Regions from separate parts of the Homo sapiens genome. Here region 2 is linked to region 1. Evidence: read pairs that join two places in POLR2A ChIA-PET (ENCODE). Cell type or tissue: GM12878. All regions are shown on one strand. Each heading gives the region's core, and the rest is flanking DNA. Links, peaks and the distances in the headings are about the cores only.

Region 1 (5,332 bases), core at 133-5,132:
CGGGTATTCTTAAAGTGTGGTTTGGAAACTTTAAGCCTCTTTCAGGTCAAAACTAGTTTTCATGATAACACTGAGGCATCAATCGCCTTTTTCATCTCGTCCTCTCAAGTGTGCATTAGTGCTCTCCAGAGGCTACATGATATGTGATATCAAACAGACTAGTGCAGAAACAGATATGAGAATCCAGCTGTCTTCTGATAGAAAGCATTTCTCAAAGAGAGATTTGCCAGATATCAAAGAGATTGGCAAACATTTTATAGAGACATACATCAGTGTCATTTTGATAATTTTTTGTCTCAGAAAATAAGTCATTTTCATAAATATGTGGTATTTATGTTCATTGGTATTGGGTTTATTATTGGAGTTTTTAAAATTAATAAACTTTTTTAAGTCCTCCGGGTTTTATTTCAAGTATAGTAACTATAGGTTGATATAACTCACATATACCAAAGTTCCTTATGGTCCTCTATCACTTGTAAGAGAGTGAAGGAGTCTTGAGACCCAAACACTTGAGAATCTCTGTTCTAGACCAACATATGATGATGTTTCTTCTTCTCCCACTTAGACGCTACCTCTTGAGTGGCAGGGTTTACATGCTTGAAGCATCTTTCTGCCTCCCTCTGATGAGGGATAGATTTACGGTTTCATCCACAGACTATGGGCCTGGGGCCTGTATTGTCTTCAAACTCTGCCACTTTAAACTTTGGTAGAACTTGGGTTCCCCCAAAGGAGACGTTAAGACAGGCTCTAGCCTTGGGAAATTAGTTCGCCTCCCAGCCATCCCTCCTCTCTTCCCATAGAACCCTAGAGCCAGTTTTCAATGCCAGTCTCTCAGAGACCCTCACCTCATTTTCTCTGCCGACACTTTTGCAGATAAGTCTAGCACTGACTAGAACACAGGTTGTAGAGGGTACAGCATAACGTTTTTGTGTAGAAAGATACCCATAACAGAATATTCGGGCCTTCCGCATGAACACCCAAGAACTCACCCTGGAATGGCACAGGCAGGAACATTCCGGAGCCCTTCACATCCACTTCCCAAAAGATCTCTGTAATCTGCAAAATAGGCACAAACCCTCCAGTTAGGGCAGGCCATCTGCTTTTATGCCTTGCCACCCCAAAACTCGCTCTAACCCACCCAATCCAATTCTCACCTCCGTGGCAGCAACTGTGTGACCTGAAGTTTCATCAGTGCATGCCAGCAGGTGGTCAGTAAGGGGCAATCCTCCTGCGGCTTTCGTGGAGGGACTAGAGTGGGCAGATATGGTCCCAGGTTCCTCTGCAGGCGTTGCCAGTGATAATCTCCAACCAGCAGAAAGATGGTGATGGACCTCGATGGAGAGAGACTGGGCACATTGTGTATTCACACAATAGGGTTCCCCTCACCTGGCACCCAAACAAGGAATACGCCAGCAGGGGCAATTTTCTGAAAGCTCCTTCGGGAGCTCTGTTTGTGTTTACTGGGACATGGGACAGTGTTTGAGTGATAGGCTTCTTGCCTTTATCTCTCTGCTTTGTGAGAATGAGAAGGAAGAAGGAGAGAAGGAAGAAAAGGAGATTTTGTCAGGCTCTTCACAAAATCATTCAGAAAAGAATGGGAAGAGTAAGATCCCTTTCAGCTATATATAACATTGTATAATGTTATAATTTTACTCTTTATGTTACAGGAATCTATTGTTTAAATTTAATTGAGGCCAAACCCTCAACCCAAGAACACATCCCAAACCAACCCTCCACTGAGTAAGTTCACTGATTTGAGGAATGCTGAAAGAACAGCCTTCCCCAAACTATTGCCACTGCTGGCTTCCCATGGGGCTGGAAGCTTTCCCCATGACCATCACACTGTTGGGACAAAGAAAGCATTACCTGGTGTAATCTGAAAGCCATTCACATGAATGATCCACGTACTGCAGGTACTGTCCACAAGTCTAGGAAGATTAAAGTGAAAACATCTCCAGTCTCTGTATTGGACATAAACCTTGCCCTTTTTCAAGATTCCCTCAATTGCTGTCTTCTCTCAGTTGGCGCCTCATTCCCAGTGTCACAGATGAAATGCTACATAGTGGGGCACGGCACCTGAGCAGCTGAGAAGGGGCTAGATGATGCCACCCAGAAGTGTAAGGGGCCTTAACTTTCCATGGAGTAAATCTTGACCATTGGGAAACAGGAAATGAAAGAGAATCAGAGTCTGGCCATACCACCCTGAATGAGCCCAATCTCGCCTGCTCTCGGAAGCTAAGCAGGGTGGGGCCTGGTTAGTACTCAGGTGGAAAAAAGAGAATCAGGCAGACATATGTCCTTCCTTTCATCCATTCATAGTATGGCTTCTCTTTAAAAACTCTCCAAAAAAGGCAGGGCGCGGTGGCTCAAGCCTATATTCCAGCACTTTGGGAGGCCGAGGCTGGCGGATCACCTGAGGTCGGGCACTCCAGACCAGCCTGGCCAACATGGTGAAACCCTGTCTCTACTAAAAATACAAAAATTAGCCAGGTTTGGTGGCACACACCTGTAATCCCAGCTACTTGGGAGGCTGAGGCACGAGAATTGCTTGAACCCAGGAGATGGGAGGTTGCAGTAAGCCGAGATCACACCACTGCACTCCAGCCTGGGTGATAGAGTGAGACTGTTTCAAAAAGAAAAAACACAACACACACACACACACACACACACTCCAAAAAAGTCGCATGTGCCAAATGAAGACAGATGCCCTATATCTCTTTACAGCTCATTGGGAAGTTGAAGCCAGCATCCTACATCACACCCCATAGCTTCACCTCTTTCCTTAATTAACTTCTATTTGTTTTCAACATTTTCACACCCCTGGCTTGCACCTCTTAAACCAACTGTCAGATCTTTCCCTTAGGTTTTGTTCTCTAGGAGATCAAGACTAAGACAGTCCATGTTAAGATCTTTGAGAATATCCCAACAAATAGCACCCCTCTTTTCATCTAGGTTCTAAACAAGTTGAGGAGAAGGGGGAAAAAAACATATATACAGGACAAATAGCAACTTTTTGATAGATAAAAGCAAAGTTCTAAGAGTCTACGTTGAGAATCGTATGTTCTTGCTGAATGAACTCAAGGCTTGAACACCCTGTCCCAGTGTCAGATTCAAGGAGACTTTGCCATGTGGAAGGGGACTACCCAAATTTGTCAGTATTATTACTGACAATAAGTAAATTCGTGTTTTCTGTGGGCAGTATGAGGACAGAGTTGAGCTAAACATACACCACAATTCTTCCCATATTTCTCAAACAAATGAGTCATTCCACCACCCCAGAGACACAGTGAGTAAAGAAACAGAGAGAGACCCAGAGTTGTGATAAATGGGCTCCCTTTAGAGGAAGAAACATATGAGTAGGAAAGAAAAATTCTCACTAAATAGTTCTCATTCCATGTGCACTGGCAATGCACCAGCTCTCAGTAATCTGTGCATTTCTCCCAGGCAGTATTTGCTTTTATTTTCTGCTTTTGCTGCATTTTTGTCCCCTCATATCTCATCTTCTATGACTGGTCTCTTCTGTTCACCCTGTGCCAGCCTAAACATGAAACAGTCATTTTCCTTTTAATTCCCCGAAGAAACTATGAAAAGGAAGCCATTAAGTTTAGAAGACTTACTGAAGATAACAGACAGCTCAAGGCTAGATACTTTAATACTTTAAGGCTAGATACTGAGAAGATTTAGGACTCCAGCTATGATAAAATAGCTTGCATCACCTAGCCCTTTCTTCAAAAGTAACTATAAACGCTCCCTCTCCCCCTCCCCCTCCCCCTCCCTCTCTCCCCTTTGCATGGTCTCCCTCTGATGCCAAGCGGAGGCTGGACTGTACTGCCGCCATCTCAGCTCACTGCAACCTCCCTGCCTGATTCTCCTGCCTCAGCCTGCCGAGTGCCTGGGATTGCAGGCACGCACCGCCACGCCTGACTGGTTTTCGTATTTTTTGGTGGAGACGGGGTTTCGCCGTGTTGGCCGGGCTGGTCTCCAGCTCCTGACCGCGCGTGATCTGCCAGCCTCGGCCTCCCGAGGTGCCAGGATTGCAGACGGAGTCTCGCTCGCTCAGTGCTCAATATTGCCCATGCTGGAGTGCAGTGGCGTGATCTCGGCTCGCTACAACCTCCACCTCCCAGCCGACTGCCTTGGCCTCCCAAAGTGCCGAGATTGCAGCCTCTGCCCGGCCGCCACCCTGTCTAAGAAGTGAGGAGCGTCTCTGCCCGGCTGCCCATCATCTGGGATGTGAGGAGCCCCTCTGCCTGGCCGTCCAGTCTGGGAAGTGAGGAGCACCTTTTCCCGGCCGTCATCCCGTCTAGGAAGTGAGGAGCGTTTCTGCCCGGCCGCCCATCGTCTGGGATGTGGGGAGCACCTCTGCCCGGCCGCCCCGTCTGGGAAGTGAGGAGCCCCTCTGCCCGGCAGCCACCCCGTCTGGGAGGTTTACCCAACAGCACATTGAGAACGGGCCATGATGACGATGGCGGTTTTGTCAAATAGAAAGGGGGGAAGTGTGGGGAAAAGAAAGAGAGATCGGATTGTTACTGTGTCTGCGTGGAAAGAAGTAGACATAGGAGACTCCATTTTGTTCTGTACTAAGAAAAATTCTTCTGCCTTGGGATGCTGTTAATCTATAACCTTACCCCCAACCCCGTGCTCTCTGAAACATGTGCTATGTCCACTAAGGGTTAAATGGATTAAGGTCCGTGCAAGATGTGCTTTGTTAAACAGATGCTTGAAGGCAGCATGCTCGTTAAGAGTCATCACCACTCCCTAATCTCAAGTACCCAGGGACACAAACACTGCGGAAGGCGGCAGGGCCCTCTGCCTAGGAAAACCAGAGACCTTTGTTCACATGTTTATCTGCTGACCTTCCCTCCACTATTGTCCTATGACCCTGCCAAATCCCCCTCTCCGAGAAACACCCAAGAATGATCAATAAATACTAAAAAAATTTAAAAAAAAATTATAAACGTTGCACAAAATACATAAAGCAATTGCCTGAAGGCACTGGAGACACCAAGCACAAGCGAGATTTAAAGAAAACCCTATGGCATGAGGTCCACATACATTCCAGATATTCTCTTGAGGACATGTACACACTGCAGAATAGGGATATACAAATACAACAGTCTTAGTGGGCTGAGAAAGTAGAAGTAAGAATTTGGAGCTGCCAAAGCAGGCAGGACTTAGGAAAGTCCTGAAGAAGGGAAACAACAAAGGTGCCTACAATTCTGCAAACTTATTTCCCTAAAGTTTATGGGTTCCTAAGCTGGCACACAAAATATGAAACAAGAAATAAAGAAATAGAAGGAGAGAAAGACACAAAGAAAGAGAGGGGGGAGGA
Region 2 (5,332 bases), core at 271-5,270, 960 kb before region 1:
ACAGTAAACCTTCTCCACAGAAGTTTCAATGAAATCTGGCTATGTACCTTCAGAACAGCAAAAATCAAATTAAAAGTTTCAATGAACTCGACTAGCAGTCTGGCTGAATTTTCTGATCCTTTTAGCCTAAAAGTATAAATAGCCTACATTTTCATCGCAAGCTGACACTGCTTACATTGTCAAAGGAAAGTTTTGGTACAGTAATACTAATCTTTTTAACACTGCCATAAAAGAATCAAAAAATGCTACTATTATACACTACAGAGAAAACTACAGATTATTGAATACAAACATGAAAATGTATTCATCATAGTAAAGTTCCACCACATTTTTTGTTTAAAAAGAAAAAAAATCTCCAACTTTCTATTTTATACCATTCATCTACCCTTTTAATACCACAACCCCGAAATCTTTCATCAAACAATTATGAAGATACAGCATCCTGTTTACAGGGATTATTTTGTCATCCTTCCTAGCATAACAAATGGAATTTGCTAGTTATCTAAATTTTTCAATATCTGTTCAATATTCTTTCAGTAATACTTACTTTCAAACTGCTGGTCAGGACCTATTAACAAATGATAAGATCAGTCACAATTGGCATTATTTAATGGAATTTAAAAAAACTAGAAAATCACAAAAGAAAAAACTAGTGCGCCACAGGTATATAAAATTTGTTACATATACATGAAAATGAAAAGACTGTGTAAAATATCCTTCTCACTACAGGTCACAATCAACAGTTTAAAAGTCACTGCCCTAAATAAGAGATTTATACTCAGCCACATGCAGTTTAAATTTTTACCACATGATGGGGCTAAAGTTCTACACATCTCAAAACTACTGCCATACAGTTCTGAAAACATTTTTACCCTTAATTCAAATCTTCATGTCATCTTTTCAAACAAAAAATAAATACTGCCGTTTAAGTAGAGAATGCAATACTAATTAATGTCTGTTCCAATTACTCAGAACAATATTAAAAAGAGAAACGATGTGGGTAAACAAAAGTCTATGGCAGAAAACAAGAGGTTAATTACAAATAGAATTCATAAATGATGATTCTGAGAAAGAATAAGACAGAAAAGGTACAATAAAAGTATCACTAGAAAGTATTGTGTTTGTCAAAACCACTTTGGGCAAAGAAACAAATCTCAAATACTGCTAGTTAAGAGTTCAAATTGGGCGGGGTGCAGTGGCTCGTGCCTGTAATCCTAGCACTATGAGAGGCCGAGTCAGGTTGATCACCTGAGGTCAGGAGTTCAAGACCAGCCTGGACAATATGATGAAACCCCATCTCTACTAAAAATACAAAAATCAGCTGGGTGTGATAGCAGGAACCTGTAATCCCAACTACTCAGGAGGCTGAGGCAGGAGAATCGTTTGAACCTGGGGGGCAGAGGTTACAGTGAGCAGAGATCACACCACTGCATTCCAGCTTGGGCGACAGAGCGAGACTCCATCTCAAAAAAAAAAAAAAAAAGTTTAAATTGTCAACTATTTTCTAAAGCTAATTTTTAATTAGAAGAATTCAGAATTTAGAACTGGTGTTCCAAATTCTAAGAGTAAAATCATCATCATTATGAGGGCCTATATAAATTAATCAAGAGTCAGGTCCAAAAAGCATTGAGAATTTCAACGCACGTTAACAATTATCAGCCAGGCTCAATGGCTCACATCTGTAATCACACTTTGGGAGGCCAAGGCAGAAGCATCTCCTGAGCTCAGTAGTTCAAGACCAGCCTGGGCAAGATAGTGAGACCCTGTCTCTATTTTTTTTTTAATTTTTTAAATTACCAATCTTAACTTCAAGTTAACATTTAAATGAAGACAAGTATTTACAAGCTTTTTTTAATGTTTTGTGTATCTTTCCAGATTTTTTTTTTTTTTTTGAGACAGGGTCTCACTCTTGTTGCCCAGGCTGAAGTGCAATGACACGATCTCAGCTCACTACAACCTCTGCCTCCCAGGTTCAAGCGATTCTCCTGCTCAGCCTCCCGAGTAGCTAGGATTACAGGCACGCGCCACCAAGCCCAGCTAGTTTTGTACTTTTAGTAGAGACAGGGTTTTTCCACGTTGGTCCAGCTGGTCTCGAACTCCCAACCTCAGGTGATCCCCCTGCTTCGGCCTCCCAAAGTGCTGGGATTACAGGCATGAGCCACCGCACCCGGCCCAGATGCTAATTTTTATTACTGTGCTTTATGTTAGCTATGAAATCACTTAAAAATTACAAGAAGTCTTACATTTATTTCAGAGAAAATGACAAAAGAGGAAAGCAGGAAACCCATATGCATCCAGGCAGGACTGGGGAAAATGCTGACTTAAAAGACAAACAAGAGCAGCTCGGTACAGGGGAATTCCAGGGACCCACACACGAATGAGAAGGTGGCAAAAGTCAATAACAAGAATTGATTTCAGTGGCTTAATCAACAGAGGTCTCCATTCCCCAACAATTTCAAGTACCTTTTTTTTTAAATTTTAATTATTTGTTTTTTGTGTGTGTGGTTTTGTTGTTTTTTTTTTTGTTTGTTTGTTTTTGGTTTTTTTTTTTTTTTTTTTTTTTTTTTTGAGACAGAGTCTCGCTCTGTCACCCAGGCTGGAGTTCAGTGGCGGGATCTGGGCTCACTGCAACCTCTGCCTCCCGGGTTCAAGCAATTCTCCTGCCTCAGCCTCCCGAGTAGCTGGGACCACAGGCATGTGCCACCATACCCGGCTAATTTTTGTATTTTTAGTAGAAACGGGGTTTCACCATGTTGGCCAGGCTGGTCTTGAACTCCTGACCTCAGGTGATCCACCAGCCTTGGCCTCCTAAAGTGCTGGGATTACAGACGTGAGTCACCACGCCCGGCCTCAAATCCCTTTTTTACAGTCTATGAATTTTTACTCATTTTACAGAATTCCAAAATGAGTCCTATGGAAAGATCACAGAATAGGAGATACATCCTGGATTCTAATCTAGGCTCACACTAATCAGCTATGTGAAAACAATTCAGTTAACCTTCCAAAATCTGTATAAGGTTTAGATGATCACTAAGATCCATCTTCAAACCCTAAAATTATATTCTATAGGAGAATTTTATAACTTAAGTGTATCTTTTTCAACACATATGGCCAAAATTTATTAGGACCTGGTAAGTCCTTATGGGAGAACAAAATGCCAAATTATAAAATTGATTCTGGCTCGAGCGTGGTGGCTCACGCCTGTTATCCCAGCACACTGGGAGGTAGAGGCAGGCGGATCACTTGAGGTGAAATCAAGTTATCAAGTCCCTGTGATAACTCAAGTTTATGTTAATAGTCACTTAGACTGGGGCCCCCAACAGTCTCAGCACAGGGCCAGTAACAGGAAAAATCAAGTGATTAGAGGGTATGAACTTTCAGCCCCACCACCCATAGACCAATTGCTGAACACATGAAAGTGCTGGGAGGGTAGTACACCCAGACAGGGCATGGAAGCTCCACACACCACACCACCTCCCCTCACCTAATACCTCACCATTATCAATCTATTCACCTGTATCCTTTATAATAAAATCAGCAAATGTGTTTCCCTGAATTCTTTGAGCCATCCCAACAAATTGTTCAGACCCAATGGGGGTGGTTGCAGAAATCCTGGTTTGTAACCAGTGAGGAGTACTGGTGACTGGGACTGGCTATTGGCATCTGAAGTGAAAGCAGTCTTGTGGGACTGAACATTTAACCTGTGGGATCTGACCCTATCCCAAGCAGACAGTGTCAGAACTGAAATGAATTATAGGATACCCAGGTAGTGTCTGCTGGAGAACTGCTTTGAGGGGGAGAATCCAAATTATGTGGTTATAGAAGTGTTCTGTGTTGAGAGTAGAGAGGAAAAAAAGTGGGGTTTTTTTGTTTTTTTTTCTTTTACACAGGTCTTATAGTCTAGAAAAGTCAAAACACCTATAGGAATTACTTTAAATCAAAATGAACACAGCTTGCCTGAACCAAAAGTATAAATTACTATAAAAAATTTCATAAGTGAAAAGAAATTAACTAGTATTTATGAGAAAGATATTTTTAAATAAACTCTTAATCTGTGTGAAAATTTTCATTTATTTAATTTACTTTTGTAGAGAGGCAGGGTTTCACCATGTTGCCCAGGCTGTTCTCAAACTCCTGGCCTCAAGAGATTCTCCAGCCTCAGCCTCCCATAGTACTGGGATTATAGGTGTGAGCCACCATATCTGACCCAAGAGAGTCAATATGCTTTTTCTGAAAATGGTCATATTCTTAATCATACTGGCTCTTTGCATTCGCATTGTCTCATTATTTAGAGGCAAATATCTAGACAGTTACAGGTAGATCTTTGACCACTTGTAGTTGTGTTTTTTTGTGTTTTTTGTTTGTTTGTTTTGAGACAGTATTTCACTCTTCTTGCCCAGGCTGGAGTGCAATGGCACAATCTCGGCTCACCACAACCTCCACCCTCCCGGTTAAAGCGATTCTCCAGCCTCAGCCTCCCAAGTAGCTGGGATTAAGGTATGCACCACCACACCGGGATAATTTTGTATTTTTAGTAGAGACGGGGTTTCTCCATGTTGGTCAGGCTGGTCTCAAACTCCTGACCTCAGGTGATCCGCCCGCCTCGGCCTCCCAAAGTGCTGGGATTATAGGCGTGAGCCACCGCACCCAGGCAGTAGTTGTTTTATGTTTACACACTAGATCATGCTGGAGGGAAGGCCCATCAAAAAGCTCCCCTAACAAAATAACTTGACCAAAAAAATTGTATTACAACTTTTTATCAGAATACGCCGCTATTTTCCACTTTGCAGACTATTAAAGAAATCACTAGTGGCATATAATCTATCAAAAAAGTCCATTTCTAGCATCTGCTTCAAAAATTTATTCTTAGCACATCTTAAAAATAGACAATTTTAATAATTTGCACTCTCCTTGAATGTCTGTAAATGTACCTGTAAAAAACTATTCTATTTTTATTTATATAAGTTAAATCAACATTCCTTAGTGAGTCCTAATATATAACGATATTGCAAAATTCACATTCCTGAAATTGTAGTCATGAGCCATTCGAGTCTTATTTATATGAAAAAAAAAAAGCGTTCCAGATATATGAAAAGGCTTTGAAAAAATGTTCATAAGGAGAAAGTAAAGCAGGTTATCAGAAGAATAGTACAGAAACACGAAGTTTTCAGATTTTCTTAAATAAATGTTTCTTCATTTGCTATGTGCCCTTAGAATAATTTTCAGACTTTTAGTGTTTTTTGTTTTGTTTTGTTTTTGAGACAGAGTCTCACTCCTTCACCCAGGCTGGACTGCAGTGGCACGATCTCGGCTCCCTGCAACCTCTACCTCC

What was found. ChIA-PET counts read pairs that join two places held together with the same protein. Peaks named below come from ENCODE experiments on the same cell type or tissue, not always from the same donor. Only the 100,000 strongest peaks of a DNase experiment are listed, where the experiment ranks them.
Region 2: POLR2A ChIA-PET joins it to region 1 with 5 read pairs; 1 of 35 experiments calls an interaction of 5 or more read pairs at or near these places.

Annotation. Positions count from the first base shown.
Region 1 is chr5:56,257,299-56,262,630 of GRCh38, reverse strand. It overlaps the pseudogene RNA5SP185. Among named protein-coding and RNA genes, the nearest start is that of ANKRD55, 27 kb to the right of the region's middle. RefSeq lists an enhancer at 4,505-5,012. In GM12878, for the core only: no CTCF peak of the experiment used is centred there; a DNase peak (open chromatin) is centred at 3,170.
Region 2 is chr5:57,216,612-57,221,943 of GRCh38, reverse strand. All of the region lies in intron 3 of GPBP1 (GC-rich promoter binding protein 1), which reads right to left. Among named protein-coding and RNA genes, the nearest start is that of GPBP1, 45 kb to the right of the region's middle. In GM12878, for the core only: a CTCF peak has its summit at 801; DNase peaks (open chromatin) are centred at 803 and 2,330.